Linked DNA regions of Mus musculus: all the other regions are linked to region 3. A link is a loop called in an ENCODE intact Hi-C map of the cell type or tissue named here. Cell type or tissue: left cerebral cortex. All regions are shown on one strand. Links, peaks and the distances in the headings refer to the core of each region. The heading gives the core; the rest is flanking DNA.

The links. A loop is a pair of places that touch in the nucleus more often than their neighbours do. Peaks named below come from ENCODE experiments on the same cell type or tissue, not always from the same donor. Only the 100,000 strongest peaks of a DNase experiment are listed, where the experiment ranks them.
Region 1: it touches region 3 in a loop (4-fold over the local background); 6 of 42 quality-filtered maps call a loop at or near these places.
Region 2: a loop joins it to region 3, with 4 times the contacts of the local background. A loop is called at or near these places in 21 of 42 quality-filtered maps.
Region 4: it touches region 3 in a loop (5-fold over the local background); 5 of 42 quality-filtered maps call a loop at or near these places.
Region 5: a loop joins it to region 3, with 4 times the contacts of the local background. A loop is called at or near these places in 4 of 42 quality-filtered maps.

Annotation. Positions count from the first base shown.
Region 1 is chr11:31,757,448-31,763,846 of GRCm38, forward strand. No RefSeq gene overlaps it. Among named protein-coding and RNA genes, the nearest start is that of Gm39674, 9.4 kb to the left of the region's middle. In left cerebral cortex, for the core only: a CTCF peak has its summit at 2,685; DNase peaks (open chromatin) are centred at 2,004 and 2,747; H3K27ac peaks cover 2,240 bases.
Region 2 is chr11:31,673,095-31,679,493 of GRCm38, forward strand. No RefSeq gene overlaps it. Among named protein-coding and RNA genes, the nearest start is that of Bod1, 4.4 kb to the left of the region's middle. In left cerebral cortex, for the core only: a CTCF peak has its summit at 2,515 (motif pointing right); DNase peaks (open chromatin) are centred at 2,540, 3,704, 4,542 and 5,490; H3K27ac peaks cover 1,174 bases.
Region 3 is chr11:31,868,629-31,875,027 of GRCm38, forward strand. Cpeb4 (cytoplasmic polyadenylation element binding protein 4) reads left to right here and starts at 2,312. Exons shown (of 10, transcript NM_026252.4): 1 at 2,312-4,784. The coding sequence starts at 3,660. In left cerebral cortex, for the core only: CTCF peaks have their summits at 2,856 and 4,573 (motif pointing right); DNase peaks (open chromatin) are centred at 1,805, 2,159, 2,781, 3,864 and 2 more places; H3K4me3 peaks cover 4,203 bases; H3K27ac peaks cover 4,384 bases.
Region 4 is chr11:31,813,812-31,820,210 of GRCm38, forward strand. All of the region lies in intron 1 of D630024D03Rik (RIKEN cDNA D630024D03 gene), which reads right to left. Among named protein-coding and RNA genes, the nearest start is that of D630024D03Rik, 7.5 kb to the right of the region's middle. In left cerebral cortex, for the core only: a CTCF peak has its summit at 2,866; DNase peaks (open chromatin) are centred at 2,478 and 4,415; H3K27ac peaks cover 2,127 bases.
Region 5 is chr11:31,767,949-31,774,347 of GRCm38, forward strand. No RefSeq gene overlaps it. Among named protein-coding and RNA genes, the nearest start is that of Gm39674, 20 kb to the left of the region's middle. In left cerebral cortex, for the core only: a CTCF peak has its summit at 5,273 (motif pointing right); DNase peaks (open chromatin) are centred at 2,614, 3,191, 3,705 and 4,279; H3K27ac peaks cover 3,413 bases.

The DNA.
Region 1 (6,399 bases), core at 741-5,740, 110 kb before region 3:
ATAGGTCATTGATGGTAACCAAAGCAGTTGCAGCCAGGAACATGTCTTTGGAGAGGCCCCAGGGCAAGGACAAAGGCACTGGCTGCTAGGTGAACCTGTTACTACAGATGCTGTGTGCAAATTAAGAACTGGCCACAAACCTGTCTCCAGGAGCAGCCTGTGTTCAGTTCTCCTGGGCTCTGTGAGCTGTGCACCTGCTGAGCACCTGCTTGTCCACTTCTCTGATCAGCCCATCCCTCTGCCTTCTTCAGCCACTGACTGTCTACCTGATCTTTCTGCCTTCTTGGCGCCCTCTCAGCTACACCAGCACACCCATGTCTGCTTCTTTCTTCATTGAGACCCTCATCACCGGAAGGCTGTGAAAGGGTCAGGTCTTGGCACCGAGTGGTACAGAGTAGGTCATACATAGCCTTGAGTGAAGGTATGCTAAGTGAATGAGTAGACGAATGGATGGAAACACAGATGAGTGGGTCAGCTTGAACAAGAATGCTACTCCCAGTCTGACGTTCAACCTACAGTAAGGGGTTCCTTTAAGTTACCTGGAACAACAGCCCCTGGATGACACCCTGGAGGCCCTGGATGGACTCCAGAGGACACAGTTCTTCACAGGGCTGGGCACAGAGTATAAGTCCATAGTGGGCACTATTATAATGTACAGATGCTTGCTTGACTTACCATACAGTTATGTCTTCATAATTCCATGTGATGGTTTGAATATGCTTGGTCCATGGGAAGTGGCACTGTTAGGAGGAGTGACCTTGTTGGAGGAAGTGCGTCACTGGGTAGGTGGGCTTTGAGGGCTCCTAGTGCTCAAGCTCCACCCAGTATGGAAGAGAGAGTCTCCTGGTTGCCTTCAGATCAAGATTGAGAGCTCCCCCAGCACCATGTTTCTCACCATGAAAACTGATTAAACCTCCGAAACTGTGAGCCTGCCCCAATGAAATGTTTTCCTTTATAAGTGTTGCTTTGGTCATGGTGTCTCTTCATAGCAACAAAACACCCTATCATAAGTAGAAAACATAAGTTGGAAACACACTAAATCCACTTAGCCTTCCAATCCCAGCTCAGGAACACAGCCTGCTGACCCGAGGCTGCCTGGGAGCTGTATCCTGCTCAGCTGTCTGCCCAGCTTCTCAAAGGAGAATTGTACCACTTACAGCTGGACTGGGGAAAGATTCAGATTCCAGCTACAAAGCATCTTTCTTCCAAATACACATGGCTTCCATGCTGTCACAGCCTCTGACAGTCTCTAAGCTTCACTGTCCTCAGTTGGAGACACTCTGTAGCCAAATCTCAGCCGTGGCATCCCCTTATTCTGCACGTCCCAGGCTATGTTTCTTACTCTTTCTGAACACTTTTTCTATAAGTACAAAAGAACCATTAAGGTTAGCTACTCTCTGGGATATGGTAAAGACAGAGATGGAGTAAGGTGCTGACACACAGGAGGAACTAAGTATACAAACATCACCACATAAAACGTGACCCCAGCCCCTCTGAGGACTGGCTCACCTGGGCATGAACAAGCTTATATGGAATTCTATGCCACCTCAAGCCCCCCTCCCACACCGCTTGATGTATATCATCCTCAGCTAAGATTCTGGAGTTTGAGACTCCCTCCCATCCCTCTCTTTTCTGCCTACATCACCACCTTTCCTTGACCTCTAGTTATGGCCATGAAATTAGCAGCCATGCTGTGCAGTGAAGAAGAGGGGGTTCCTCGACTCAGGGCTTCCTTCAGACAGCTTTGTCCAGTTCTTACTGGGGAAACAATGAGAGAAAGATCTCTGTGTGCTCTGCAGAGCAGCCGACTGGCAGCTGCAGTCTTCTCTTCTAGCAGGGACTTTTCAGGCTTCCTTTTTTTCTCCTTTGAAAACATGGGAGCAGGCCCAGCCAGGGAAGCAGAGCTGAGCCTTGTTCTCTAAAGCAGTGCACGGAGTATGCTAAGCTCCCAAGCCACATCTCCAGCTCGAGAGACTTTAGGGAGCTGGAACTGTGTTGTATCCCCAGTGCGGTTCTGGTCACACAAATCTACGTTTAAATTTTGGATTCCCTGGAGTCTGATGGAGTCACTCGGGTTTGATGACATCAGGACATTTTAAAGCTCCCTAAATAATCCATCGTGCTGTCAAATGAGTCAAACATTGACATCAATAGAATTTAAGTCTGTGCATCTGGCCCTGTGAACACGCAGGGGTGGTAGGTAATAAAGCTGGGGAAGCGACAATGGCCCCAGGCTGAGCCCAAGTCCTCCAGTGTGCGGAGGTGGAATGAGGAAGAAGGGATTCAGTTGTAGGTGTAGAGGCTGAAAGAGCCTTGCCTCAACTAACACCAGCTCCAGCTGTTGATAAAAAGGTTTTCTCTGGGTCCAGAGCAGATGGAGGATCCAGATGGGTTCCTGAATCATCTCCTGCACGGAGGAAGCAGCGTAGCCCTGCTGGCCCCTTGACCTTTTCTCAGGGGAATCAATTGTGGATTTCCAACCTTCCAACCTGGAAGATAATGAATCTGTGTTGCTAAGACACCGGGCTTGTACTAATTTGTGACAATAGCAGGAGGAAATGAGAACACTCATGCTCTGCCCGAGCAGGCTCCTAGTCACAACTTCCTGTGTGCCTCCCTCCTCCCCTTCAGCCTGTGTGGAAGGCCTCATCCTGTTTGAGCACTAGGTGGCCTTGGGTCCTCCACTTGGTGTCTTTGACACAGTCCTCTCATTTGCTAAAAAACCTATAATACAATAGACGTCACCTGCAGCTCTAAGGGTAAACGGGATGACGTCTGGAAGGTCTCTTAGCAACCATGCCTGGCATGAAATTGGTGCTTGATGCTATTTTTAGGCATGGAACAGAATTCTAAAATTTTTGTTCCTGCTCTGGATGGGGTCCCAGCCTTCCCTGAGGGGACAGTCCCTTTCTGAAGTGCATAGGCTGAAGAGAGCTGACTTTCTCTTTCCCACCAGCCCCAGGGCCTCACAGTCTTGCCTGCCACCCTGACAGCAGAGAGAAACTCAACTAGCGGCTCAAATCCTTTTGTTGCCATTTCTTAGCTGAATGACCTCAAAGGAGTGAGCCCACCTCTCTGAGCCTTCTTGCCTCCTTTGTAGAGAACTCATTGTGCGGCCTGGCCCAGGATGTTGGTGTAAGGGTGAAGTATGCTCAGTGTGACTGGGTATATGGCAGGTGTTCAGTAACCAGATAAACTGTCAGTCTCCCTAAAGGAGGAGGGGCTTCCTCTGCCCAGGTTTGGGTGCTTCCAAGTCCCACACGGTTTGCAACCCCATGATAATAATGATTTCTCAGGCTTACAGATTCACTAGGGCTTCAAATGGGATTATAACAAAGAGGTGTCTTGAAGCCTGAACTCTATGGCCTGGAGTTTAAACTCATCAAATAGATTCCAGAAGAGCCTTTCCCAAGTAGATTGGGTAGGCCCCAAGAGCCCAAGACTTTCTGGAACTTTCAGAAGCATCTCCCACTGAGGCTTCCCGCAGAATCCAATTTTTCACGGTAAGCAAACAAGACTCTCAATGGAGCAAAAGAAGAGCATTTTACTCTCGATGCCAGCTGCTCAGACCCATGCAAGTGAGTTCCCGCTTCCTGCCTGGACCTCCAGCTTGTTAGATTTAAACAAATGAAAATATTAAATGCTCAATTTCAGATAAATAACAAGTAATTTTTAAGGAGTAAGTAAGTCTCAAGTACTGCATAGGACATTTAGCTGCTCCACCTTAACCATGCCTGCCAGAAACTTGTAAAGTCAAATTCAAGGCCCCGCTCGCAGGGGAAGTGAAGTTGCTGAACTCTTTCTCAGGCAAGAATGTGACAACCCAAACTCAGAATGTCTCTATCAGATGTGCCCCAGTTCTGAAAAGCAGCTAGGGACCCTTCATCTTCAGCATAAGAATAACCAGTGTGTGCACGGGTGGGGGTGGGAGGCCAGAAGACGCGTATTTTGGTAGTAATTGTTGCTGCCTCCCAAGCTAGTCAGGGACTCAATTGTCAGAGTTACCCAGAGGCAGATGGCCAGGCTCTAGAGTTATGAGACTCTTAATTCCCCCCACCCCTCATCTCTTTCCACAGTGACATTTGCAATATCTGTGAATGAAGTTGCATAAAATGCATGTGCAGGAAGGTGCCAGTAGCAACTATCCCTGTTTCTTAGTCCGTTTTCTGTTGCTGTAACAAAGTACCCGAGTCTGGTAATTCTAAAAGAACAGGTTTATTTGGCTCACAGTCCAGAAGCTGAGTGGTCTAAGAATTGACCTGGCATCTGGTGAAGGCCTTGTGCTGCCTCCTGAATGGTACATGGCACCTCATGACAGACGGGAAAACACAGTCTGGTTCTTCCCTTTCTTCTAAAGCCATCAGTTCTGTCTTGCTGGCACCACTCTCAGGCCCTCATCTGATACTAATTGTCTGCCAGAGACCTCACCTCCCATGATACTGGCATATAAATTTGGGGTGGTGTGGGGAGGCAGGGTGAGTTTATAGCACTTGAACTTCAGAAAGACACATTGAAACCACCACATTTTAGGCATGGATTTCGTTGTCAATCATTTTAGAATCTGTGTTTTCCCCAGCAGACGGGATTGTTCTCTAGAAAGAGGCAAGATGGGAACTCCTCTACACATATATATAGTTCCCAGGTGGGCACACCTCTGTTTAGTGTTCAGCAGGCCCATTGTTACAGGATATTTACCTATTTACCAAGAAGCCATGTTGGAACTTCAGCCTCTTGCCTCTTGGAGGCAGATTCCAGGGTCCCAGAGTACAACATGCTTTCCTGCTTCTGCTGGCGCTGGGCTTGGGAAGGCGCTCCCACACATTCTCCGCCACACTAGGTGGCCCCTGTGGGGTGACCTACAGGTAAGGTACGGAGGCAGGCAGCCCCTATGAGGAGATGTCTCTGCAGGTCTTTCTGCAGAGGCAGAAACAGCAGCTCAGAGCAAGGACTGGTGTTGAGCCTCTGCTGCATGCCTGCAGTTCACATCTTACTGCTCAGAGCAAGGCTTTCTTCTTGCTGCTTCCAGGAGCCACAGACACAGGAGATTAAAATAGTCTCATATCCACGATCAACCCTGTTCCTCCTCTTTGAACCGCCTGAAGGTTCTTAGCCTCTGTCAAGGTACACTCGAGGTCAAGACGATTCTTTGCTGCTGGGGCTACTGTGTTTGGAAGCTGGGGCTACCATGTTTGGAAGTGTCTTAGCCCCTAGATGCCAGTGATCCTGCCACTGTTTTTTGTTTGTTTGTTTGTTTGTTTGTTTGTTGCCATAGCCACAGAAATGGCCAGCTCTCTCAGGGAAGCTGCATGGCAGAACTGGCCTGGCTAAGAGGCCATGCCATAGAACCGTCACTGCTAGGAGTTGCTCAAGAATCTTTTTAGACTATTTCTAAGCCTTTATTTAAAAACAAATGCAGATGACTTTAGATGTATACAGTTCTTGACCAACTTGCTTTTTTGCATGACAATAAATCTTGGTCCTCATTCTGTATCTGTGCCCTGAATGTCTCCTGGAACAACTTCATGCAATCACTGTCTTCTGTGGCCGATGCTTTGATTGGTGGACTTGACAGTCCCCTGACAACACCTTTGAGTTGATCCTCTCCTAGGGTTTTGCTGTTAGCACCCTGATCTGCCCCCTCAGCACCCTTGCCTGAGCAGGGACTAAATTCTTTTGTGTGTGTTAGTGAGTATTATAGAGGTTATGCACATGTGTAGACATGCATTTGGCATGTGGAGGGAAGGTGGACCGCAGCTGTCTTCCTCAATTGCTTCTCCACTATTTTTTTTTTTGAGACGTGGTCACGCACTGAATCTGGAACTCACCGATTGGCTAGCCAGTGAGCATGGTCTTCCAGCCTCTGCCCCACCCCTGCCATCTGAGCTTGGTTTTGTTGTTTGTTGGTTGGCTTGTTTTTTACAGGGAGGTGGTGGATTTGATCTCAGATTCTCAAGCTTTATCAACTGAGCTCTCTCCCTAGCCCCAGGGCTAAGCTCTCGAAGGGGGAGCATTGGACTAGAGGTATGTGCATTTTTAAAATTCTGAGTGGCTACATTGTTCTCGAAAATGGTTTGTACCCAATTTCTCATGAATGTCTTCGTTAAAAGCATGCCATATTTATGAGCATATATTGTGTTGTGTGTTCTAATTCAATTCCTACTACCATCGATCGTGCTCTGCAGTGCCTGACTTTATTCCCATCCGGCAGCTTGTAAGTGGCAGAAACTGGAGCCTCCCACCTGATCTGTGCATTGAGAGTTTATAATCTCTCTCTGAGGTCTGTCTCTTTCCCCCAGGTTCTAGTGATGACTAGAGTACTTGACCCACTATCATTGCTAGAGCAGCAGATCCAGCCACAAATACAGAATCCTAGTCTTTCATCCTGGGAGGCTCCAGGCC
Region 2 (6,399 bases), core at 497-5,496, 200 kb before region 3:
CATAACAATCTTACTCAGTTATCTGAAAAGAATTTGTGCATAAGAAGTAGAGGAGGAAGGGGAAAGAGGTCACTGCACCAAGGAGAAAAGGCCATCAAATTCCTTTGTGTAAATAAAAAATGTCCACGGGATTCTAACATTTGCAGGTCTTACAAAGTGAGGGAGGAAAAAAAAACTTAATTTCTTCTTCTAAACACAAATTTTATATATTTTATAGGAGAGATCATATTTGATTTTTTTTTTCAAGACAGGGTTTCTCTGTTTAACTACCCTGGCAGTCTTAGAACTCGCTTTGTAGACTAGGCTGGTCTTGAACTCACAGAGATCCGCCTGCTTCTGCCTCCCAAGTGCTGGGCTAAAAGGTGTGTGCCACCATGCCTGGACAGTTTTGATTTCTTAGGTGCTTCTGTCCTCTTTGTTTCTTGGCTGATCATCAACTCATCAACTTCCCCAGCTCTCAGAACTACATCTGCTGTGGTTCCTCCTCGTCACCCATGACAACTGAAAAAGATGTGGATAACATTTACAGTGCCCTTGGCTCCGGGGAAGATGCACAGTAGGCAGTGATCCAAGATGCTCTCACCCAACATTTGCTACCCAAGAGAACTGAAATTAGAGCACAAAACAAGTAGCCACTCTCAGTTCATACTTCTTAGCAACAGCTCAGCCAGTCGCAAGGTTAAGCTGATCACAATGTGTCATGACAGCTTGCAACCCTTTGGGACATCTCAAGTCTGTTTCTACTACTGACCCATGCTGACCTCTCATGTCTGGCTCTGAGGGAGTCCTATTAGAGAGTTCAACCCTGGCCCCTCCTGGAGGGAGGGCTGGAGGCAGGGTGCCCTTCTTATAGGTTGCATTTTAGGCACACCATATCTTATTCTTTCCTCACAAAATCTTTTTTTGGTCCCCGGTCTAATTTTGTCTATTGTTGAGCTAAGTTCTTAAAGCAATTGTTGTAACTGGAAGTGAATAATTTATAGGCTGATTGGCCATCTGCACCCCGATGCCCCCAACCACACCCAGAGTATAATCTTCAAAGTAGAAACCACAACTGTTTGTTTTGACTTTGGTGCTTAGCACAATACTTGGCTAAAAGTCCCTGTCCCTTTCCTACTTGTAGAATAGCGCAACCATCCTGACAGGAATGAAGCTATGCTAAAGAGCCTTGAGCTGTGCCCTTTTGACTATCAGAATATTGAGCCAGTAGTCCCTAGTAAATCTAATGGGCTCTCTCTGAAGAAGCTCATGCTAGTAGAGGGAGTATTTAAAGTCTGGTACCAGCCAGCTGGAAAGCTTGTCGCTTGGAACAAGATTCCACACCATTCCGACAACTTTGATGGCCACTTTGCAGGAGACCATATGAACAACTTGACCAGCTTAGTAATTATGCATACCTCTCTTTTTTTTTTTTTTTCCTTTTTGGTTTTTCGAGACGGGTTCTCTGTGTAGCCCTGGCTGTCCTGGAACTCACTTTGTAGACCAGGCTGGCCTCAAACTCAGAAATCCACCTGCCTCGGCCTCCTGAGTGCTGGGATTAAAGGTGTGCACCACCACACCCGGCCATACCTCTTAATCTCAACCTCATGTTAGGTCTCTGGAAGGCAGACTTGGTGCCGTCATTAGGCCTCTCTCCACATGACCACATTGACTAGATCTCTTTCTCTGCTTTTCCAACATGTCTCATTGGTTGGCTGTTTAGAGGTCAGTGAGTGGATGAACCTGGCTTGTTAGGATTGTCATGGCCCAGGCTCTGACTTTAGCAACTCCATTAACTGTCTGATCAGAGTATACGTAGATAAGAATATATTTTAGTCCCTTTCTTAGTTGGGCTTTTATTGTTGTGAAGAGACACCATGACCAGAGCATGTCTTCTAAAGGAAAATATTTCACTGGGGCTGGCTTAGAGTTCAGAGGCTTAATCCATTATCATCATGGCAGGAAGCATGGAGGCATGCAGGCAGACATGGTGCTGGAGAAGGAACTGAGAGTTCTAAATCGAATCAGCAGCCAACAAGAAGAAACATTGAGAGAATAGGTCAGGCTTGAGCATCTGAGACCTCAAAACCCACCCCCAGTGACGCACTTCCTCCAACAAAGCCACTCCTACTCCAACAAGGCCACACCTACTAATAGTGCCACTCCCTATGAGCCTATGGGTCCGTTTTCTTCAAATCAACACAGTCACCACCTTCAGGAAGTCCTAGTATAGCAGTAAATGCTGAGGTGATCTGCCATAGTCTAATAGGAAAGTGATGCTGGACCAGGTTTACAGTCCAGTATTTCACCAATGTTGGGCCCTGTGTGTTGGCTCTTGGAACTCTGGTCCATGACAAGGTGCAGCTCCTGATGCCCTGTATGCTTGCTTTTATAACTGCTATAACCTGGACCTGTTGAGGATTGAAACTAAGGATGAAAGTGATCAAATTATGGGAAATTATTAATTATTATTAATCTAAGACTTGCTAAGGGAAACCAAAAATGCCACCACAAAACATGTACAATAATGACCATCAGAGGGCACTGTTGCTGCATTTATAGCCCAGAGCATTTCAAACCAGGCAGTACTGTTTTTAACTTTGGTCTTGGTAGTAATGTAGTTTCTGGTGGCCTTTAGAAAACTGCTGGTAAGTCTTAGTCTTAAAACTTTTCAAGGATAGAGATTTAGGCACGATGCAGACCTAGCATGTGCAGGGTCTGGGTCCAATCTCCAGCACGGAAACAGACAACACCCCTTTTCTGACTAGTTGCCCCAAACTCAGTGAACTTATGCATATTAGATATTAGGATATTTACATGAGAATAGTCAAAGCCTATGAGAAGGTGGAACCTGCACAAGCCTAAGTCTAGATCTTTCAGAAACTGGAAAATGGGATTGGTGGCTTTCCCAGGATTGTGTGAAAGAATAGAGAATCCATGGGCTTTTCACATCAGGGGGCTCTAGACTGGATTCTGACATCAGCTCATGGTGATAGGTCTTTGAGAAACTGTCAGAGCCAATTCTCCAGGATAGTAGAGAGGCTCTGCAGCCATGGCAATCCTGTTAGCAATATTTCAGATCCTTAGCACATATGTGATAACATAGTGCCGTCCTGGACTTACGCTTTGCTTAGGGGGTTCTTGGACTGACCTCCACCTTCCCCACGAGCTCCAAAGTCCACTAAGCAGGAACTGTGTTCACCGTTGCATCCAAGCTCCCAGTAAATGGGATGGAAGAACAGAAAGAATGAGCGAGTGAATGGGAAATTTACTCTTTTAAATATAAGATATGAGTTTGGATAATGCCTAAATGTCAGTATTTGGAATAGGTGGGTGCAGTCTTGGGACTTGTCTATGGCATATCACTGAACTGGTCTACGAGGCTGGACTAGGAGAAAGCTCAGAGGAGAGAATTGGGTTATTTTGGTATGACTTTTTCTTCTCCCAGCATGAGATTCCTGAAGCTATTCTGATTTCTTTGGGGTTCGTTGTTTCAATAGTCTGGTAGCCAGACTGAGGGACACAGTGTCTCTAGGATATTTTCATTTCTGGCAGGCTGGTTACAGGAACACAGAAGTCATCCTTTACCAGTGAAGGCAGGAAGCCATGCTCCTGTAAGCACAGGAGAGTAACAGTCATCTGTCTCCATGAAAGCAGCTCTGCAGCTGGCGACCATAACACAACCCCACATGGCTTCCACAGGACAGGTTTAGCTCTGGCTCAGAGAGTCAGGAGGCAAGTAGTCCTGAGCTGACCAGCAGCCTTCTCCTGTTCTCTGTCATCTAAGATGGTTGCCTGAGTGTCCTGGCCCAGAGAGGCTGCAAGGCAGGCTGGGAAATGTAGTCTTTAGACTTTTTGTTCCAGAAGATTGTTAAAAATTGGGTTCAAATTATTTAGGACAAATTAGCAAATGCGCATTGGGAGGAAATGAGTCCAGTGGACTTTATCTCCAGAATTACTGGGGACCTTTCTGGACTGGGTATTGATGTTTTGAAACTAGCGTTTAGTCCTTTGGTCATTGAGCAAGATGTGACATTTGTCACACTCAGTCATTTAAAAAGTGTCAACATGAAAATCTGAGGGAAAGACATGGGACCAGAAGGGCCCTGTGGGTGTGAGGCTCCTCAAAGGGCAAACAGGTCCTCCCTCAGTGTCCTGCCCACATGCTATCTGTCACTAACATGCTCTCTGTCCTAAAATGCTGTCACTGTAACAGAATACCTTAGGCTAGGAGAGTTATAAAGAATAAAGTGTGGTGTAACGTGAATACATAAATAAATGAAAAAAAGAAGAATAGGATGTGTCGTAGCTCACTATTCTGCCCCAAAGGCCTACAAATCCTCCACATCCCAACCCCCACTGTTTCTCAGACAGCTGCAAGCAGAGGGGTTTTCGCAGAGGGAACCTAGTGCCCCTGAATAAAGTGTCTGTTTCTGTAGGAGACCACATGTGCTGACGGTGCCTGTGGTAAAAGCTAGACTGCCTAAGTGCGCTCTGCAGGCTGGGCTCAGTTCTGGCTCAGCTTGTTCTTGGCCCCATGAGAAGTTCTTGCTGGATCTACATTGCTGTTTCTTCCATATGGAGTTTGAGCTTACTGCTCTGAGGATAGCTAGATGCATGTGTTTTCTTGGGTTGCATATAGAGTTAGGAGTCCCAGAACCTCAACACGAATATAAAACCCAGCTCTTGTCTTCATTTCAGTGGCTTTTCCTGCTAGCTACCCCCTTGCCAGGTAGCCTAAGACAGCAGTTTCTATGTGGTACACACACTACTGCAACCCTGTCTAGCTGCTAGTCCCAGTTTGCTGGTCGACCTGAGGCAGCCTGCACTTGCTCACCCCAAGGCAGGCCTGCACAGCTGCTTCTGGCCAGGTGATGTGTGTTACTTCTAGGTACGAACCTTTGATTGCCCACAGGGTTGTATACAGATTGGCAGTTCTCCCCTCTCGCCTCCCAGCAGCCTCACAGTACCGTCTAATTAAGCTTGTCTATGCAGTGCTCTTAGTCACAAGTGATGGTGCATAGCGGTTAATCAGCCCGAGCCTCTTCATTAAGGATAACCTTGAAATGAGCCCTCAGCTGTCCCTGACACACTGCAGGAACAGGATAGAACTTCTGTATGGTTTCAAGCCACTGAGCTTCTGTGTGTTGGTGTGGTTGGTTCGTTTTGTTACAATTACATTACCCAACCCAACCTGATTGTCATTTGTCTTCAACTTAGCTGGGTGGTCTTTCAACATCCTTCCAATTTGGGAGGAATTCTCCACTCTTAGAGAGGGGAGGAACCTTCCTACAGATGGTAGAAATGCCGGATACCCACTTTCCCAGCATCCTTTGCAGTTCTGGTGTGGCAGGGGTCAGCGCCACAGCTACAGTGGCATAGCATTGCTGGTGTGAGCCCGTGAAGAGCTCCTGCTGTGGGTCTGGCTCATCACTCTTCTCCGTCAGCCATCCTCGCTATCAATTCTGGGAGCCAGTGGGTGCTTTCCGTAAATTTCCTTTCACCTTGAGTCACCAGCAGCCCATTTACATTGATATGACCAAGAGCCTTAAATAGATAGCTGCATTAACCAACTGGAGGGGAGGCTGACCAGAGGCAGCAGTGAAGCAGGAGTGGAGGAAGGGACTGTCAATCTGAGATGGCTCCCTCTTCCTCTGGGACTCTTCTTTAGGAGCAGCATTGCATAATCAGCTCCAAGTAAGACCAGAGGTCTGCTCAACCTTTGCACACATGGGCTTCCTTTTTCTTTTCTTTTTTCTTTTTTTAAATTAGAGAACCATAAAGCAAAGCTGCAGCACAAATCTACCACGTTATTACCCCGGGTTCCATTATCCAAGACCCCGAGAGAACACCAGAAATTATGGCTAGTCCCTACATAATACGTCTGCAGTATTTCATTCTTGTAGATCCTTACAAGCAGTCTCTCAGCTTCTCTTTGGCACAACTGAATTGCCAGCTCCTTATCCTTAAGCCTTGGTTAAGTAACGGTCCGTGCAACAGAGGCAACTGATATCACACAGTGGATCTGATGGCTGTGTCAGCTGCTAAGTGGGTAGGCAGTGCATACTATGTGGACACGTTGGACTGACAGAAGCGTCTATCTCCAGCTGAGATAGAGTGGCCATTGCAGGAATGCATCACTCTGCTCAGAACATGGCTAATTTATTTCTGCAACTTTGTATTTAAGTTTTAGGCATTGCAACTGATTGTTGTCCACTTAAATTGTGAGTAGAGGGATACAATGGTGTAAGTGCTAACTTCTAAGGGTATATTCAACTGGAAAATCACAGTTAGCACGACAACTCACGATGAACAAAACCAGATGTGTTCCTGTCGTTTACCTCCTTGAGGGCCACAGAGAAGTGCCCATAGTTGAGATCCATCTGTGTCTCTACTTAAGACTAGAGGCCCCAGTTTAAG
Region 3 (6,399 bases), core at 417-5,416:
TGATAGCTCCAAGTGACCCACAACCATCTACTGGACACAGAACATCCAGCTAGTCATTAAGTAAACATGTACTAAGTCTGTTCTGAGCCAGATCCTCTATTGGTCACTGGTGACATAAAGACAAATCACACACACACACACACACACACACACACACACACACACACACACACACACACAAATCACCCTTAAGAAACTAACTTACTGACACCCAGTAGTAATTTAAAAAGAGGAATCTTACAAGACTCTCTAGTAAGGGGAAGTTAGGGAAATCATTCTGAAAGAAATAGTACCTGGCTGAGCCAGCTCAGTCTCAAGGTATGTGTGTGTGTGTCAAGGGGAGCGGCAGAAAAGGAAAACAACAGAGTAAGATCCAACCTTACCTATGCTCAAAGAACTCACAGAACTGCAGAGGTCAGTATGATACATATACACGAAGGAGAATAACATCCCCGAATAAGATCCACATAGGCAAGCCATACAGGAAGTGTTGGAGAATTGAGACACTTGATATAGAAGGAAGGGTTAGATGACGGTGATGATGAGTCTTTGAGACAAGATGATAGCCCTGGCTAGCCTGGAACTTGCTTGATGTGTAGACCTGATGGCTTAGAACTCAGGGATTAAAGGTGTGTGTCACCATACTGGGTAGATAGATATAGATATAGATATATGATTTTGTTGGAATTACTTTGGGCTCTATCTTAGTTTTTTCTTCAGTTTCCATTTCCCAAAGGAAACATTTATTCAACACATATCTAAAACTTATGCTGAGGACAATATATTACTTCAGGCCCCAGCAGAGTAAACGATAGTAGGCCTATACAAAGGCAAAGACAGGGAGGCCTTGAGTAGACAGCAAATAACCAACATGTGAGCTCCAAACCAAATGGCATAAGAAACTAAATGATGAATTCAGATTTGAATATCAGACCTTTCAGAAAAGATTTCATTCTTGCTGCTTTTCTCTATGTATGTCTCCATTCAAGATTCCTCTCTGGTGCTTCCAATCTTCAATGTCAAATCTTTCGAGCAGTGGCTCTCAACCTTCCTAATGCTGCGACCCTTTCATACAGTTACTCGTGCTGTGGTGACCCCTCCCCACCATAAAATTACTTTTGTTGCTACTTCATAACTGTAATTTTGCTACTGTTATGAATTGTAATGTGAACATCTGTGTTTTCTGAGGGTCTTAGGCAATCCCTGTGAAAGGGTCATTGGACACCTCCCTGAAGGCATCACAACCCAGTTGTTGAGAACTACTGTTTTAAGCACTGATTTAGAGACATAAGCCACCAATGTAATATAATGCCATATAAAAGCATGAGCGGTATCGAGGGTCATGTATGCCTGTAAAAAGAGATTCCGAAGGCAGAGTAGGTAGGTTGGAGACTTACTCCTAAAACGAAATGAGAGTTTGCCAAGAGGAGACGACAAAGGCGTGGAAAAAGGCACAGAGAATACTGCCCACAGGACAATACGGAGTTTGGTCTTTATTCTCCAGGTAACGGACTGCCATTTTTAAAAAGGTATGAGCACAACAGGACCGTGACTGGAATTTCGTTTTTAGAAAAATCCCTCCGTTCTGCTTGGAAGGTGGAGTAGAAAGCTAATAGTTGGTGGCTCAGCCATGGACGCCTACAGCATCTGCATCTCAAAGGGAGGATGGGAGAGTAGGTGGTTCGGGTGGAGGAATGGAGACTGAAGGGAATCCCTCCGGAGACGTGCGTTCAGGATAAGGACTATGCAGTTCTAGGCACAGCACAGATGCCGGGAAAACCCGCCTCTCCTTCCATCCCTCGGGGGCGGAGCTCGGGCCAGAGCACGTGATGCCCGGGGCACCCACCTTTACTCAGGGCAGGCCTCTCGTTTATTCTAGGTTTCATGGGTTGCCACTTCGACCCCCAACACTTTAGCTCAGTGTTTCAGTGTGCAAGATGTCCATTCTCTTCCGAGCGTCTCTCTACGGACTTCCTAAGAAGCCTGCTTTGGGAACATAAATCGCAAAGGAATCTTTGCCCATAAAAAAGATGGCGGTGCACCGCTTGCACTGGGTGCGCAGACCCGAGGCCGACGCCGGCCCCGCTGGGCGAGGCGCAGGCGGAAGAGGCGGCTCTGAGATGACCAGAGACCTTCCTGGGTGGAGCTCTGAGGCTGGGAGGCGTGGCCTAGTCGGGATTGTGGTGTCGGATTGGTCTTCCGGCTGCTAGGCGTGGCCTCCGCAGCACCCCGCCCCTCCCTCATCGAACCGGAAGTGTCTCTCGGTCTTTCCAGCTGGTTGTCATTTCACTCGGCTCGGTCCTGAGGAGAAGGACTCAGCCGCGGCTGCGGGACCTGGGCACCGGAGGCAGTGGCGGCGGCGGCGGCGGCGGCAGCGGCGACAGCAGAGGAAGACGAGGAGGAAGAAGGAAGAAAAAGAAGAGCCAGACGGAGTCCGCAACGACGACAGCTGGGACTGCGGGACCGGGGAAAAGCGGCGGCGGCGGCGGCCCAGCAACCGTGAGGAGAAACAAAAGCCTTCTAAATTATAGTTTCCAATCAGTCTAGGGGAAAAGAGAGCGCGAGCCGAGGGGGGAGGCTTTTCTCCTGTAGAGTAACTACGGTAGCGGGGTTTTCCTTTTTGTCCATCCCCCTTCCCCCTCCCCCCGGCGGAGAATCGAACTGAGAGAACTGAACAAACCGCCCCTGGGTCCCATGAGGGAAAAAAATCCCGGAGCCGCAGAGAGGGGAAGAGGCAGAAACCGCAGGACCTTCCAGGTCGCCCCCTTGCTCCCCGCACCCCCGGGCCGCCAGCTTGCCCTTGTCCAGTCTCGCTAATCCCTCCTGATCGCGACACCCCCCAGAGGGAGAAACGGGTGTTTCCAACCCCTTTCATGGGGGAAAGGAGGCCGAGGGGAGCCCAAGAACAGCAAACGCAGCAAGATCTGCACCCGGAGCCCAAGGAACAGCCCCAGAGGCCCACACTGCACCCTACAAAAGAACAGAAACAGGACCAGGAACAGCAGAAATCTCCCTGCAATCATCTTTCCTTTAGTCAAGGCTGATTTCCTCTTTGGCAACCAGAAATTCACCTCCCGCCCCAGATAACCTAATATAATCTATCTATATATAAATATATAATATATAATGTTCTTAAATTATTCCTGATTTTTTTAACCAAGCTGCCAAGAAAAGAACGTATTCACCCCTTAATCCTATTCTAATTTTTATGTGAATCTAAACTGCTGAGGAAGACCATATGTGATTGTTAAATTTTATATATATATATTTTTACTCCGCACAATGCTTATTCTTCTATATCCATAGATGCTTGAGAAGCTGTGTTTTTGTCATTCATGAACATTTTCCTTTGGAAAAAGAAAGCGCCTATTTTACTAACCAAAGACTTGATTTTTACCTTTTTCCTTTTTTATTCCTTCCTTGAAATAAGCCCAATTGGATTCATATCAATATTTTAAGAGGTTTTTTTTTTTAGGTTCTTTTCCATTCAGAGAGACCAGAATTCCAAATCAGAGATACGTAGGGTGATAAGCTGTGATCTTTGAGTTAGCTATAAATAAGATACTTCAAGCAAACATATTTGAGATACAGGGGAGGAAAGACGTGAGACATTAGGTTGTCTTTTTTTTATTGTGAGATTCTGATCCTAAAAATAATAAATGGGGGATTACGGGTTTGGAGTGCTAGTGCAAAGCAATACTGGGAATAAATCTGCTTTTCCAGTCCGATTCCATCCACATCTGCAGCCTCCACACCATCACCAAAATGCCACCCCCAACCCTGCTGCTTTTATAAATAATAACACAGCTGCCAATGGCAGCAGTGCTGGGTCAGCCTGGCTCTTTCCTGCCCCGGCTACTCATAACATTCAGGATGAGATCTTGGGGTCAGAAAAAGCAAAAAGTCAACAGCAAGAACAACAAGACCCTTTAGAAAAGCAACAGCTCTCCCCGAGTCCAGGTCAGGAAGCTGGAATACTGCCTGAAACTGAAAAGGCAAAAGCTGAAGAAAATCCAGGGGACAGTTCTTCAGAAAACAGCAACGGAAAAGAAAAACTACGCATTGAATCACCAGTGTTGACAGGGTTTGATTACCAAGAAGCCACCGGTCTCGGGACTTCCACCCAACCCTTGACATCCAGTGCATCGTCCCTTACTGGTTTCAGTAACTGGTCAGCAGCGATAGCACCTTCTTCCTCCACTATAATCAATGAAGATGCAAGTTTCTTTCACCAGGGAGGGGTCCCTGGCGCTTCAGCTAATAATGGTGCTCTCTTGTTTCAAAATTTTCCCCATCATGTCAGCCCTGGCTTTGGTGGTAGCTTCTCCCCTCAGATCGGGCCTCTCTCCCAGCACCATCCTCATCACCCCCATTTCCAGCACCATCACAGCCAGCATCAGCAGCAGAGGAGGTCTCCTGCCAGTCCCCACCCCCCACCTTTCACACATAGAAGTGCTGCTTTTAACCAGCTGCCTCATTTGGCGAATAATCTTAACAAACCTCCTTCTCCATGGAGCAGCTACCAGAGTCCTTCTCCAACCCCCTCTTCTTCCTGGAGCCCAGGAGGTGGCGGCTACGGTGGCTGGGGAGCATCTCAAGGCCGGGATCACCGCAGAGGGCTGAACGGTGGAATAACACCCCTGAACTCAATCTCACCTTTGAAGAAAAATTTCGCAAGCAATCATATTCAGCTCCAGAAGTATGCTCGCCCTAGCTCAGCCTTTGCTCCAAAATCCTGGATGGAAGATAGCTTGAACAGGGCTGACAACATTTTTCCTTTTCCGGTAAGATGTTGTTCCATTAATATATTAAGATGAATAAGGAAGTAGTGTGGTGGAGTGTCTGTGGAATGAGAGAATCAGACTTGTCTGTGCTTACATTAGAGATCTTAGGAAATGAATCAGTTACCAGCCTTTATTTTAGCAAACGGGTGTAATTGGAAGAAAATAGTTAACTGTTTCTTGGGCCTTAATTTTTCCATTTATAATTACAGATACTGAGTAGTTAGTGATGTCCTAATTAATTATACCTTTCTTGCTTAACGAGAATTTTCCTCACTTGAGGAAGAATGGTAAAACAGTAATATGTAGCAGAAATGTATGAATTTTATTATGGAAACTAATGAATGTTTTCTGTCTAGGAAAATGACCTTTTTTTGACATTGTAAGGTAGGGAGTCACTGAAAGCAACGAGTTCCAGATTTCCTCCTGGTTATATTTAGATGTGGACCTTGCAGTCTGAGCAGTCTGAACTGATCAATTCAGCAATTCCTTTTAGACTTCTCTGCAAATTCTGACCTTTCTTGTGTCAGTAAGGACTACTAGTTAGGGAGAAATAGTACAGATGATTTCTTTGTCATGCTTAAAATGTATGTATGTATGTATGTGTGTATGTATGTATGTATGTATGTATGTATCTATCTATCTATCTATCTATCTATTTATTTATTTAGCAGTGCTGGGTATACCCGTTTCTTTTTGAATACCGTGAAGATGTTGGTTTCAGAAAGCCTGTTTTGTTTTTGGGGGGTTATTGTTTATTTTGTTTTTTGGTAGGTGATGCCTTTCACCTACTTGTTTATTTTCCAGTGTTAACACTAGGGGTGTAGATAATTAAACCATTCCTAAAAATAGGTCCAGGCAAAGATCACTTGTCTCTGTTGGTATTAGTATATCCTTTTTCTGGTAGGAATCACATTGTTTTTGAACTAATGAGCAGACAGTTTGTCTTGCAGAAACAAGGTAAAGGGAATTTCATGTCTTAGCTCAACATCACTTGCCACACTCAATTTCTATACTGTAGAACAGTCATTTCTATGTCTTTAGAAAATGTATAGAAAGTAGTAAGGTCCGTTGAGCCTGTCCTCATATTAACTGCGAAAGGTAAGTTCTGCCATTATCCTACTCACAGATGAGGGACATAAGCATGGGCTTAAAGCCATGTATACATGAATGTGTCATGCACATGTGTTACAGCAAAAGGTTTTTTTTTTTTAGATACACTTCTATAGGGACTAAAGCATATTATAAGACAGTTGTAGTGTTCCTATTTAAGGGAAGTAAAAGTTTGCTAGACAGAGAGTCCCATGTCAGTCCAAGGAGCTAAATAAATATCTTTTCATTCCTTAAGGGTACAGGTGTAAGGCATCTTAAAATATTTGGTCAAATTTAGTTTTAAATTTTTGCTTTTAGAAAACATTATTTTTTGCTCAAGCCAAGTTCAGTTGTCATTTAGTGACAGATAAATAGCTGTTCAGAACATTGACAGTGGCTTTAAAAAGTTGTTATTAATATTCCTTAGAACATAAATATTAAAACAATATTTAATTTAATTTAATGCAAAGGTGACTTATGAACTATTTATATATTGCTAATTTTAAAAAACCACACCTTTTAGCTA
Region 4 (6,399 bases), core at 428-5,427, 55 kb before region 3:
CAACAGCAAGAAAATAAAACATGGAATGAGTACTGTCATCAATAAGATGTCATTCAGTCTTGTAAGGGGAAGGTGTTTTGGACCCAGCCACCTGAGCTTTAAACATGTGATGTTGAGATCAGCCAATGGTGTAGGGACAAAGAGCAGTGGTACAGAGGTACGTGGTATGTGTGCGCACTTCTAACACAAGCGCTTGGAGGGCTGGGCCAGGAGAACAGTGAGTTCGAGGGCACCTTGGGCTACATAGCATGTTCTGTGCTGGCCTGGGCTGTGTGGCTTCAGAACCTCCTCTCAACAATAAAGATAAAACCTCATTGTTCCAACTTAAATGAAGTCTCTAAACTAGATTCATGAAGACAGAAAATGGAGTGGCAACTGCTGCAGAGTTGGGCAAAGGGAGTGAGGAGGAGCTGCCTGGGGGTTGATGGTGGCAAGATGAAGGTCTGCAGGTTGGGCACTGCATGGGGAACGCCAGCAAACACACCACATTTTGAGACCATCATTATGGCAGACTAGGTATTAGAGGAGGCTATTTTTACCATCTTTTATATAAAAGAGACAGACAGACAGACAGAGAGAGAGAGAGAGAGAGAGAGAGAGAGAGAGAGAGAGAGGAGGGGGAGAAGGAATGATGGAGAAAGGGAGGGACGGATCCAGACCTCCAGGATGAGAAGCCTGTGCTACATCCTGGATTCCCACATGAATGTGAACGAGTCTTCCTGTCTCTTGCGGTGGCTGTTGAGTGTCCTGTAGGGTACTCACGGGAACCCCTACAATTGCACATGGTACACACAGGATGAAGGTGAAATATTCCCTATTGTTATCTCCAGTGCTAAATTAACAGCTGTTGGAATAAGCAGAGCAAGCGGGGCTAGCGGGGCTTTAAAGAGCCAGTGGCTCCTACTCCAAAAGGAAGAAGCCTGTAAGCTTGGTCTTGTCCCAGCCAAGTCAAGTTCCTTTTCTAACCCTGAAGTGACTTCCTGTTACCTAGCACGCCTCAGCTATCACAACTGATCATTCTTCCTTGAGATGCTGCCGTCACCTGTCCCCAGGGACAGCACTTATTTGACTTTCTTTTCCCCTCCAAGTACCTCAGTCTCCTCTGTGGCCTGTCCCCTGCCTGCCTGCCCTCTGTACTTCAAGGTGCAATGACCTCCTTTCTCTTCCCACTCATCCTTGAGACCCCAGCCAGCCTTCTGGCATCCCCTACCACAAATGCATCCAGAACAGTCCCGACTCCACCTGGCCATCCCTTCAGTCTGGACTCAATATCGTCCTCCTACTCCACGCTGTCACAGGATGTCTAACTCAACATTCCAATAGGTGAGTCTAGCATACACAAAATAAATAGCCTGTACCCAGTGTCTTAGTTAGGGTTTCCATTGCTATGAAGAGACACCAGGACCAAAGCAACTCTTATAAAGGACATTTAATTGGGGCTGGCTTACAGGTTCAGTGGTTTAATCCATTTTCATCAAGACGAGAGCATGACAGTATCCAGTCAGACATGGAGCTGGAGGAGCTGAAAGTTCTATACCTTGATCCAAAGACAGACAGGAGAAGACTGGCTCCCACATGGCTAGGAGGAGGGTCTCAAAGCCCACCCCCACAGTGACACACTTCTTCCAACAAGGCCACGCCCACTCCAACATGGCCACACTTCCTAATAGTGCCATTCCTTGGGCAAAGCCTATTCAGACCACCACACCTAGCAACTGAGATTCCCATTGCTTCAACAAAAACCCTAGTGCCATTTTTATTTTCTATTCCTCTCATATTTCACAGTCAACACACCAACAAAACCTGCCTGGTCAGCCTTTACACCATACCTCGAATCTATTCATCCAGTCCTAGGACTGCCATACTGTTTTAAGCCCTGATAGCCAACCTGTGCTAATAACTGGTACCTAATAAGTATTTTCCCTGTCTTTGACTTAAACTCACCTCTAAACAATTTATATCCCAAATAACAACCAATGTGATTCTTTGAAACTGTAAGATCACATCTCCTCTCTGACCTACACGTCCATGGCCTCTCCTTTCATGTAGGTTAAAGGACAAATGTGTATCATGTGTACCACAGCTATACTACCTAGAGGACCAGAGTGGCCCTAAGGACGAGAGAGGAGAGGAAGGAGCCTCTCTCTTCGCCCTGAGCCTGCACCCAGGGGAGGCAGGAGCACACACGCCTTCCTTTCCTCTCCGTGCACATTCCAGTTACTCAGAATGGAAATTGTAATTATGCAAATGAGAGTCTTCTTGAGGTTCTAAGTGAAGAGGATCCGTTGGTCTCTCAGATGAGTAACTAAAAGAGATTAGAGCTAACTCTGAACTCCGCCTCAGAGGGTTTGAGTACGGAAAGTAGTCAAGCTAGCATTTTGCAAGTACATAGTGGATCTTTTTTCTGTTTTAAAGTTCCCTGTTGCTCAGAACCCAAGGAATTTTGCCATTCTGCAAAGAGTTCTTCCTACGCATGGAGCCACCCCAGCAACTAAGCCGGCATGGAGATTTCTCCCCAGCCCACAATTCACCCACACACGCACGCTGTTGCTTTACGGTCTGGAGCATTGCAGTGGTGAGATTCTGTCACTTATGCACAGGCACACTCACAGTTGATATATGACTTTGCTATAAATTGAAAGAGGGCCCCAGCAACCACTTACTACAAAAACATCATTCATTTTCTTTTAGATCCAGGGATGTCATGAAAACACAGCTTGCCCAGAGCCCCACATGGTGAAGACTTGTCTTTAATGTTTCATATCTTTGGCCTAAACATTGAGATGCAACCCTGGGCCACATATAACAGCCAGCCTTCTGCATTCCTGACCCAGGCAGCTAGGTGGCTGTTTCCTTGGGAGATTTCTTTTGTTCCCCAAATCCTCGGTGTCACCTTTGGGTTCCGCATCTGCTTCCTCATTGTTGTGGAGCTGCTGATGGAGGCTGTGATTATCTACTGACTTTGGCTGAGGTTTCTAATTGGAGGTGGAGAAGCTGTCTACAGCCTCCTGGGTGGGCATGTTGGTTGACCAGTCTCACTACTGGGTTAAAACATGGTGAGCTAGGTTTGTTCTTGTTAGTTTCCCTACTAAGGAGTTGTTCAGGTTCCTGCCTGGAGTCTATTCCCCTAGCAGCTGGTGGGGATACTTTCACTCTATATAGTCCTGTGAAATACAGCTTTGTACTTTATAGCTCCTATGCAGCACGGCACCTAGTACCACTAATTCACCTTCCCCAAGGAAGAGCACCCTGGATCTTATTATGACAGGGAAGGGACATGTGATTGGAGTCCCAGTCAGGGTGAAGGAGTGATGTCTGAGTGGTGTTGATACTGATGGGGGTAATACTGATGGGACCAGCAGCAATGATGGTTTTGGTGACAGTGGTGGTGGTGAGCTGGTAGTAGTGGTGGTAGAGCTACTGGTGGTCTTAGGGGTCTAACCTGCAGCCATTATGGCTGAGCTGGCAGTAGTGGTGACTATGGTGGTACTGTGGGGGCTGCTGCTACTGCAGTGGTGACTGGGATGTACTGTGGGTGCTGCTGCTGCTGCTGCTGCTGGTGGTTCCTCCTGTTCCTCTGCCCTTTCTGTTGTCTCCTACTCCTCACCCTGGCACACAACCATTGGCACTCCTAACTCCTGTCAAATTCTGGACAACTCTGGCTTTTCTCTTAGGTGACTGCTTCCTCCAGTTGGCAAACACATTACTATTCAGCCACCTGCTTCTCCCTTTACAGAGGTTTCCTGACACAGCCACACCTTCATGTTCTTTGTCTTTATAAATGTATCCCCGCTTCCAACTCATGATCATTTCTGTGGGGTTTAGGGAAGAAGTGGGTTTTTAAATAGAAGTTCCCCACTGCCTTTGGAACAAGGCTTTATATCTTACATCTTCTTTTCAGATTTCCTCTTTTCATTTGATTTTCTATATAGAGAGTAAGATCCTTCCCACATGTCCCGGGCAAGCTTGGATCCTGGGTCTCCATTTCTCAAAATCTGAAGAGTCTGGGGATCTTCAAGTTTTGAGGATTTTTAAAAGAAGAATTTTTTATTTTTTTAAAAAAAGCATGCTTAAGCAAAGTTTTGGAAAATTAAATCCAATTATAAACATTTACATTTACCAAATATTTGCTTCCAATACTGAAAACAAAGCACAAAGCAATATAATTGTGCACTGTTCACAAGATAATTACAGAATTTATTAAATATATTAATTCATAATACATAGGCAGAGTAGCACAGTAATGAGATGCGAGGCTGAACAAGGGTGAACTGGAGTGATGGATGTGTTCTTTGCATTTCATTTCAACTCATTTAGACGCAGAATTAGCCTTCAGAGTCAGGATTTCCATAATGACAGTGGCCCTGCACGTGCTCCACTCAAGCTCACGTGCCTTGCCTCAGCCAGCTCCAGACAGCACAGCACAGCTTCCCATAGGCAGTGAGCACTTAAGTTGCCTGCCTATGAGAGGCAGTGCCGTGTGCAAAGGTCTGCAGCCTGCCTGCTTACAGCAGCCGCTTCTTGCAACATTGGCAAGCTTTGCCCATGAACACGTCTTGGGACTGAATGTCCTCTTGGGCCCTGACAAGAAGACAGAAAGGGGATTAAATGGCTGTCTTAGGTACAGTTTCATTGCTGTGAAGGGACACCATGACCAATGTAACTCGTATAAAGGAAAACATTTAATTAGGCTGGCTTACAGTTTCAGAGGTTCAGTCCATTATCACCATGGGGAGAAGCATGGCAGCGTGCAAGCAGACATGGTGCTGGAGAGAGCGGAGAGTTCTGCATCTTGAAAGCAGCCAGGAGGAGACTCTGATTCCACACTGGGCAGAGCTTGAACATAGGAGATGTCAGAGCCTATCCCCACAGTGACAAACTTCCTCCAACAAGGCCATACCTACTCAAACAAGACCACATCTCCTAATAATGCCACTCCTTATGGCCAAGCAGTCAAGCACATGAGTCTATGGGGGCCAAACCTATTCAAACCACAATGACCAACATGGCTTCTCTTCCTTTAAGACACTTAGTGCTACTGGGAATTCCACAAAGCCTTGGAACCTAGCTGGATATTTCTCTTTGCAGCATACTCTAACACTTAAAGAAATACAGCCGGGTGTGGTGGCACACGCCTTTAATCCCAGCACTTGGGAGGCAGAGGCAGGCTGATTTCTGAGTTCGAGGCCAGCCTGGTCTACAAAGTGAGTTCCAGGACAGCCAGGGCTATACAGAGAAACCCTGTCTCAAAAAAAAACAAAAAACAAAAAACAAACAAACAAACAAACAAAAATACAAAAGGGGAAAATCTGCCTGCTTGCTCAAGAGAAATATATCAAGCTTTGCTTTGCCACATTTTCTCCCTCTCAGTATTGTCATAGGTGTACAAGTATGTGCGTGCACACACACACACACACACACACACACACACACACACAGAGAGAGAGAGAGAGAGAGAGAGAGAGAGAGAGAGCACGTGAGAGAGTCAGCTTGAAATAAAGCAATTGGACCCGATCAGACTTGGATTCAGATCCCATCTTCTCTCTTCCCTTTAACAAGTGCACAGACTTAGACCGACTTGAACCCTTGACAGATCCTCTGAGCTACAGTTTTCATGAATACGAGCAGAATAGCAATGGTATCAATCGCATATATTATTTCAGGATAAAATAATGCAAAATAATACATGCAGAATTATGCTGGTCACAAGTACAGCTGTTTAGTGTTCTTGGAACAGTAGCTGAACTCCTTCCCTTGACTCCCGAATTTAGCACGTCTTTATTAAGTACAAGGCAGCAGGGAACAGATGTGAACAGAGCCAGATGTGGACATTTCCACCAACGAGCGCTGTGTACTAAGACTCTAGCTCACAAGACCAGCAAGCTGAGAGGATGGAACAGGCCTGGATCATGAAGATGGGATCTGGCTGGCAGAAATAGAGGGGTTTTTTGAGAACTTGTAGAAAGAAGAGTTGGTACTTTCCACCTTTGTGACTGAGCATCACAGTCCAAGCACCCCTGATGCTTGCGATTGCCTAATTTTCCCATAACTCCTAATGGCTGCATGACATCATCCTGCTTCTAGGTGTTGTGATCTCACTCACCCTTCCCTGTCATTTGATTTCTCAGCTATCAATTTGGAGCTATCACAGGCATCACTACAACAAACATACACCTGACAGTTCTGCCCCTCAGGAATTACTTCCGGGTCATCCAGCCTGGTTCAAGGGCTATGAGCACTCTTGTCAGCTCTCTGCCAAGTTCTTGTCAATGGATTCACACACCAGGTGTTATGACTTAATGTAGTTTGTCAGAATGGGCTGAAGTAGAACTTCCCCATTGTTCAGTTTTGACTTATTTTGATATGTTGTCTGATGGGGAGAGTGCCCAGTCGCCAGGC
Region 5 (6,399 bases), core at 520-5,519, 100 kb before region 3:
ACAAGGAGGGAGCCGCTGAGAAAACTGGTGGAAATCCCCAAGACAAGACAGCATGTGGTGCTCTGCAGGTGGTCAGTTCTCATCTCTCCACTCTGGGCCTAAACCCCCAGCCTGTGTTCTCAAAAGGAAAGCACTCCTCCCAGCGCCTGCCTCTGGCTTTCTGAGCTCTCTCATTCTACCCAGCTTCTCAGTAGACAGTTCCTGGCACGGCAAGTTCACTAGACACATTACCTTTTGTTACCCCTTGTCAAAGTGAGATGCTGAAGGTCACGTGGTCTAATTCAGTCTACAGCAGGGACTAGCAGACACTTCATCTTCTATCTGAACCCTGGCTCTGTTAGTTTCTCCATTGGGCATGCTCAAAGAGTGGCCATTAGTCAGTGAGAACTGCAAACGATGGGCACATCTGCTGCTGCTACCAAGGCAACCGAGTGTGGGCATCAAAGCACTTGGAGCTCTTTAGTGTTCTCCCACTGTGAATCTGCGGTTGTGTGTGTGAATCTGTGGTCATGTGTGTGGATGTGTCTGTGCATGTGTATGCATATGTGTGTGTGTTTATGTGTGTGCATGTGTATTCATGTGTGTGTGTTATACATATACCAGTGCCTATCTACGAATGCCAGAGGAGGATACCAAATGTCCTGGTCTGTCACTGCTGCCTTCTTCCTTTGAGCCAGGGATCTATACCTGAAACCAGAGTTAGGCTGACAACTGGCACCCCTCTGATTCTCCTTTCTCAGCCCCACACCGTGCTGCTGTTATAGGCACACAGCCACATTCACAGCCACGCCAAGTTTTCTTGCTTTTCACTTAGGTATTGGGATCTGAACTGAGGTCCTCATATTTGTGGATCCAATGCTCTTCTTAACCACAGAGGCATCAACCAGCTACTTGGTCTCATTTTGTAGGGGTGACATTCTAGGATCTAGAACCGAGACCTTGCATCCACATGGTCAGGTTTGGGATTCCAATGGACAGGGTCTGTGACAACTGCTACCAAGGAAATCGTGTGACTCCATCTTTCATACGTGCTACTCACAATATTTTAGGGTTTTGAGTGTTTCAGAACCCAAAGTTAGTTTGTGACCTCCAAATCTGTCATTTCCCTGAATTTGACCATGACTATTTTTTCCCCCAGGCAGGGTTTCTGTGTGTAGCCTCTGCTGTCCTGGAACTCACTCTGTGGACCAGGCTGGCCTCAAACTCAAAGAGATCCACCTGCCTCTGCCTCTTGAGTGCTGGAATTAAAGGTGTGTGCCACCACTGCCAGGCTTGACTATGACATTAAAGAAGAATTCTGAAGTCTCCAGCAGAACTTGCCTCTGTCCAATCAATCTACCACCCCCTGCCCAGCACCCTTCCAGTCCTGACCCCATTGCACTAAGCAATCCCCCAAACAGACGGCACCCCTCCAGCACACAGAAACCTCCTCAGCTTGTACAGTTGGACACTGCACCAAACTCTGGGGTGGGACACAGTTGGTTTCTACCTGCATTTCTTCCTCTTTTGTGTTGATATTCTGTTTCTTCTGGGAAATATGGCAGGTTGGAATGTTTTTTTCTAGTTCTCCAGTCTCTTATACTGGATAATGTGTTCAAACCACTCAATGTCCCATTGTCTCGACATCAATGGATTTATCTCTCATGACGCTGACATGGAGTTCATCATGGTCACCTGTGCAGCTTTCATTTCTGATGGGTATTTTGGTTTGGATTTCCTTTTTTTCTGATGGTGCTGGGGAATGAACTCAGGACGTTGCATGGACTAGGCAGACTAAGCTACAGCCCCAGCTGTATGGCTTCTTGTTGTTGTCATTTTTAAACTGACATTTACTGAGGGATATGGGGGGGGGGATGGGGATGGGAGGGGAGGGATGGTTCATCTGTGGAGGACAGAGTGGAGGACTAACTTGCAGGAGTCAATTCTTCCTTTCAACATGTCAGTCCCAAGGATGGAACTCACACCATCAGGGTTAGCAGCAAGCACCTTACCCAGTGGGTCACCCCATCGGCCTTGGTTTAGATCTTTCACATCCCCTCAAACCTCCTGTGTTGATGAGTTACTATCCAGCTGCTGGGCTATTGGGAAGTTGTGGGACTCTTAGGAGGTGAGACCTAGAGAATTTAAGACATTGGGGACAAGCCCTTTGGGGGGAATATTGCGATGTTGCCCCCCCTCTGTGTGTGTGTGTGTGTGTGTGTGTGTGTGTGTGTGTGTGTGTGTGTGTGTGTATGTTTTCTTCCTATCTTTCCTGAGGTACCTTGTCATCTTCTTCCATGTACCCTTGTCATCGTGATGTACTGGGCTGTCTCCCATGGGCCCTGGATGATAAGACCAAGCCACCCTGGGTTGTAGCTTCTGAAACCATGAGATAAAATGGAGTTTTCTCTTTTCAGGGTGGTTTTTTTTGGGGGGGGTGGCACTTGTCACAGAGATGGAAAGCTGAGTGGCACCATGAGGAAACACATTTGTTGTTCAAGCCAGAGAGAGCATGTGAAAGAGACCCACCCACATTTGACCTCATCCTGGAGCCCAGCCCAGTCCGTTTGGCTGGTGTAAGCATAAGAAATACAAACCCCTGCCAGCATAAACCTCTGAACCTAGAGCAGATGCCACCACTCAGTCCAGCCTGGTCCATTCCAGGCCTAGGCCCCTCCACACTGCTGTCCTGCTGGACTCTGACATTTCCTTTCTGTGCTCAGTGCCTGGTAAGCTAACAGCTGGCTACAGAGTTTCTCTGTGGCTAGTCTCAGATGCCCCGCCGCCTCTGCTGCCTCCCTCAGCTCAATTCCCAGTTTCCAGGAATAAATCTTTCATTAATTTGTCTTAAAATCCCACACTTTCCATTCCAAACCCTGGATGCACATGGATGAGCCTAATCCCTGAACAGACAAAATGAGGATTATAGTGTTGCAAGGCTGTTGTGAGGGAAATTAAATCACGGGGCATGGCTGGCCTGGCTGTGAGTTCCTGAGATCTGCGGAGAAGCTAGCTTTCCTGGCTGATCACATTACTGCTGACATTGAATGCAGAGGCAGACACACATAGAAGCACCCAGCAATGCCTGCAGATCGAAAGGCCCCGTGTTTATGCTTTCTTCCTTTGACATTTTGATACAGCAGAGTACAGCACCCAGTGCCATGGTGACAGCGACAGTCTCTATAAAAGTCTCCAGCCTGCTTTCAGCACACCTACGGATGCAGTGGGAGGTGGCACAGATCTGGACCAATAGAGAGAAGGCATGTTTAGCCTTGGCCTGGTTACAAAGAACATTTATTTTTCCTCTTTGAAATGGACCTTCCTGTCCCGATTCAGCACAGACCAGTGTTGTGCTAATGTGGGTCAATTTCCCATCAGCTCCTCGAAAGAGTGTTTTTCCAGTCTCTCCTGGGGCAAAGGAGAATCACAAACCAGATAAGGCCAGTCTCCACGTTCCACAAGGCCCACAGAGGGGACAGCACTTCAGGGGTGGGGGAACTCAAAACAAGTAATTCTTTAGATACTTCACCCGAGGCAGCATGGCTCTTGAAACCCTATGCCCGCTTTGTGCTGGCCCTTTTCTTTGTGAGCCTTGCCCCAGAAAGGCTGAGTAAAGGCCCTTGAAAGACACCACCAGTGAATCTGTCTGTGCCTTTAAGAGGGTCCTTGAGGAGGGACAGTTAGAGAATCAAGAAGCTGACAGCCAGATGGCACTCAACAGGATGACATGAATTAGGCAGAGACAGCCAGCCTGTGGGCCACCTGTCTTGTTGCCTCTGGCCAATAGCTACTGGTGGACTGGACTGTCTGACCTACAGGTCTCACTGTCACGGCAGTGAGAAACTGACTAAAGTCCTGAACTGAGACTCAGAGGCACCAGAACTAAAGCCTATGGAGTGAGGTGGCCTCATTTTGTACCTGTAGACCTGGCCAGCCTGTCTTGTCACCTCCCTTTGAGGCAGACCAGAGCTCTGGAGGTTGTGAATATCCAATTCATATGAACACATGACATATGCTAGTTTGTGTTTGACAACTTAACACAAACTAGAGACATAGGAGAAGAGGGGCTGCCAATTGAGGAGCTGCCTACATCAGATTGGCATGTGGGCACGTCTGCGGGGATTTTCCTGATTACTGATTGGTGTGAAAAGGCCCTGCCCACTGTGGGTGGTGCCGCACCTAGGCAGGTGGTCCTGGGTGTAGGATAGCAGGCTAAACAAACCATGGAAAAAAAGCCATTAGCCAGCATTCTTCTGTGGTCTCTGCTTGAGTTCCTGCCTTCAGGCTCTACCGCTAAGTTCTGCCCCTGACTGTAAGCTTCAAGGCTGGAGAGATGACTCAGAACTGACTACTCCTGCAGAGGACCCTGGGAAATTTCCAGCACCCACATGACAGTTCATAACCGTCTGTAGCTCCAGTCCCAGTGGATCCAATGCTCTCTTCTGACCTCCATGGGAGCCAGGCATGCACATGATGCACCCAGACATGAATAATAATAAATAATAAAATCATAAATAAACAAACAAATAATAATTATTTTAAGAGTTGAAATAAACCCCTCTCTCACAAGTTGGTTTTGGTGTCTGTCACAGCTGCAGAAACCAAACTAAGAGACATAATAATGTTTTTTTTTTTGTTTTGTTTTGCTTTTTGAGCACTGGGAATTTAAGCCAGTGCTTCATTGAACCCAGGGCATCATGCATGCACGCAGGCTCTCTACCACTGAGCTACAGTACCAGCCTATACTTTTTTTATTTAACTCAAAAGGTACAAAGTACATGTTTAGGGAAGCTAAGGTCCTGGGAATTTGAAGATAAAATTCCTGAATCCTAAACACAGTTGTAAGGATTTGCTTCCTACTCCAGAGTCCTGTCAGTTTCCAGATGACAGTGGCATAAGCCACACAAAGATTCAGACAAGGATCCGCACTTCTATTCTATGAGAGGACTCTTGATGTGGACAGTCAGGGACTAAAGCGGTGGCTTTCTGGTCATCTACTGTCTTGATGTCCCACTATGATTGGGAAAAGTCTTCCAACATGAATGCCATCTCATGGTTAAAAGATGCTGCAGCTCCAGCCCACAGGTCCACGTTCCAAGCCCCAGGAAGGAAAACCGCACAACGGGGTGCCTCTCAGAGGAGTCAGCACTTAGAAAAGCATTTACTAGAAATTTCTCCCGATAACGTCCATTCACATTTTTTAAAAAAGGTTTGTTTTGGCTTTTAGTGTATGTTTGCTTGCGTGTATGTCTGCCTGTGCACCGTGTACATGGCTAATGAGTGCCCATGGAGGCCAGAAGAGGGCATCTGGTACCTTGGGACTGGAGTTACAGGTGGTTGTGAGTGGCTGTGTGAGTGCTGGGAACCAAGGTCCTCTACAAGAGCAGCCAGTGCTCTCAACTGCTGTGTCATCTCTCCAGCCCCTGCCCCCAAACACATGCAGTTACATTTTATTAAGAACCTCCTCCACCAAGGAAGATTAGGCAATTATTGAGCAGACCGATACCCCCAATAATGTGAAGGTCATGTCATTTCTGGCATAGCCAGTGTCCCATTCCTTTGATTTGCTACCATAGGGAACAGGATCTTGGAGGTAAAGGAAGAATACATCAGGAAATGTGGAGGCTGGAGAGGGCTGAGCCTGAGGGTGTAGATGTGTTTAGTCCCTGTTCTGTTAAGTGTATTACCAGACTGTTAAGACTCCCTGGAAAAGTGGGAGGGGCTCAAGAGTCCAATCCTTTCCTGTGGGTTTGTGTTCAGGTTGAAGGAGAGACATTTTCTTCAGTGGTGTAGCCACTAGCAATGTATCTATATGTTCCTGTAAGCCCTTACCTGTTATCTCTTCTATTAGGAACCATAATGAATTGTATTGGTTCAGTGTGTGTGTGTGTATGAATATACATACATACATACATACATACATATACATATATATATGTATATATACACATGCATACATATATACATATATGTGTACATATGTTCTTACATATGCACATATATGTGCGTATATATATATATATATATATATATATATATAGAGAGAGAGAGAGAGAGAGAGAGAGAGAGAGAGCACATGAGAAAGGTAAATAGGAATGGGAAGAAAGGGATTAGGGAACATGAGAGAGAGCAAGAGACAAGATAGGGTAAGGGGTGTAAAGGATATATGATTGAAATATATAGGTTTAAGAAACCATCATAACAAAAACCACTATTATACATTATTGTGAGGAGCCGCCCTCACATTCGCCATTATAAGATGGTGCTGACAGCTGTGTTCTAAGTGGTAACATGGTGCTTCCCCTGATATATAAACATAATCTGCACACGTGCAGGGGCAGTTTTCCCGCCATATGTTCTGCCTTTCTCGTGATGACAACTGGGCCGATGGGCTGCAGCCAATCAGGGAGTAATACGTCC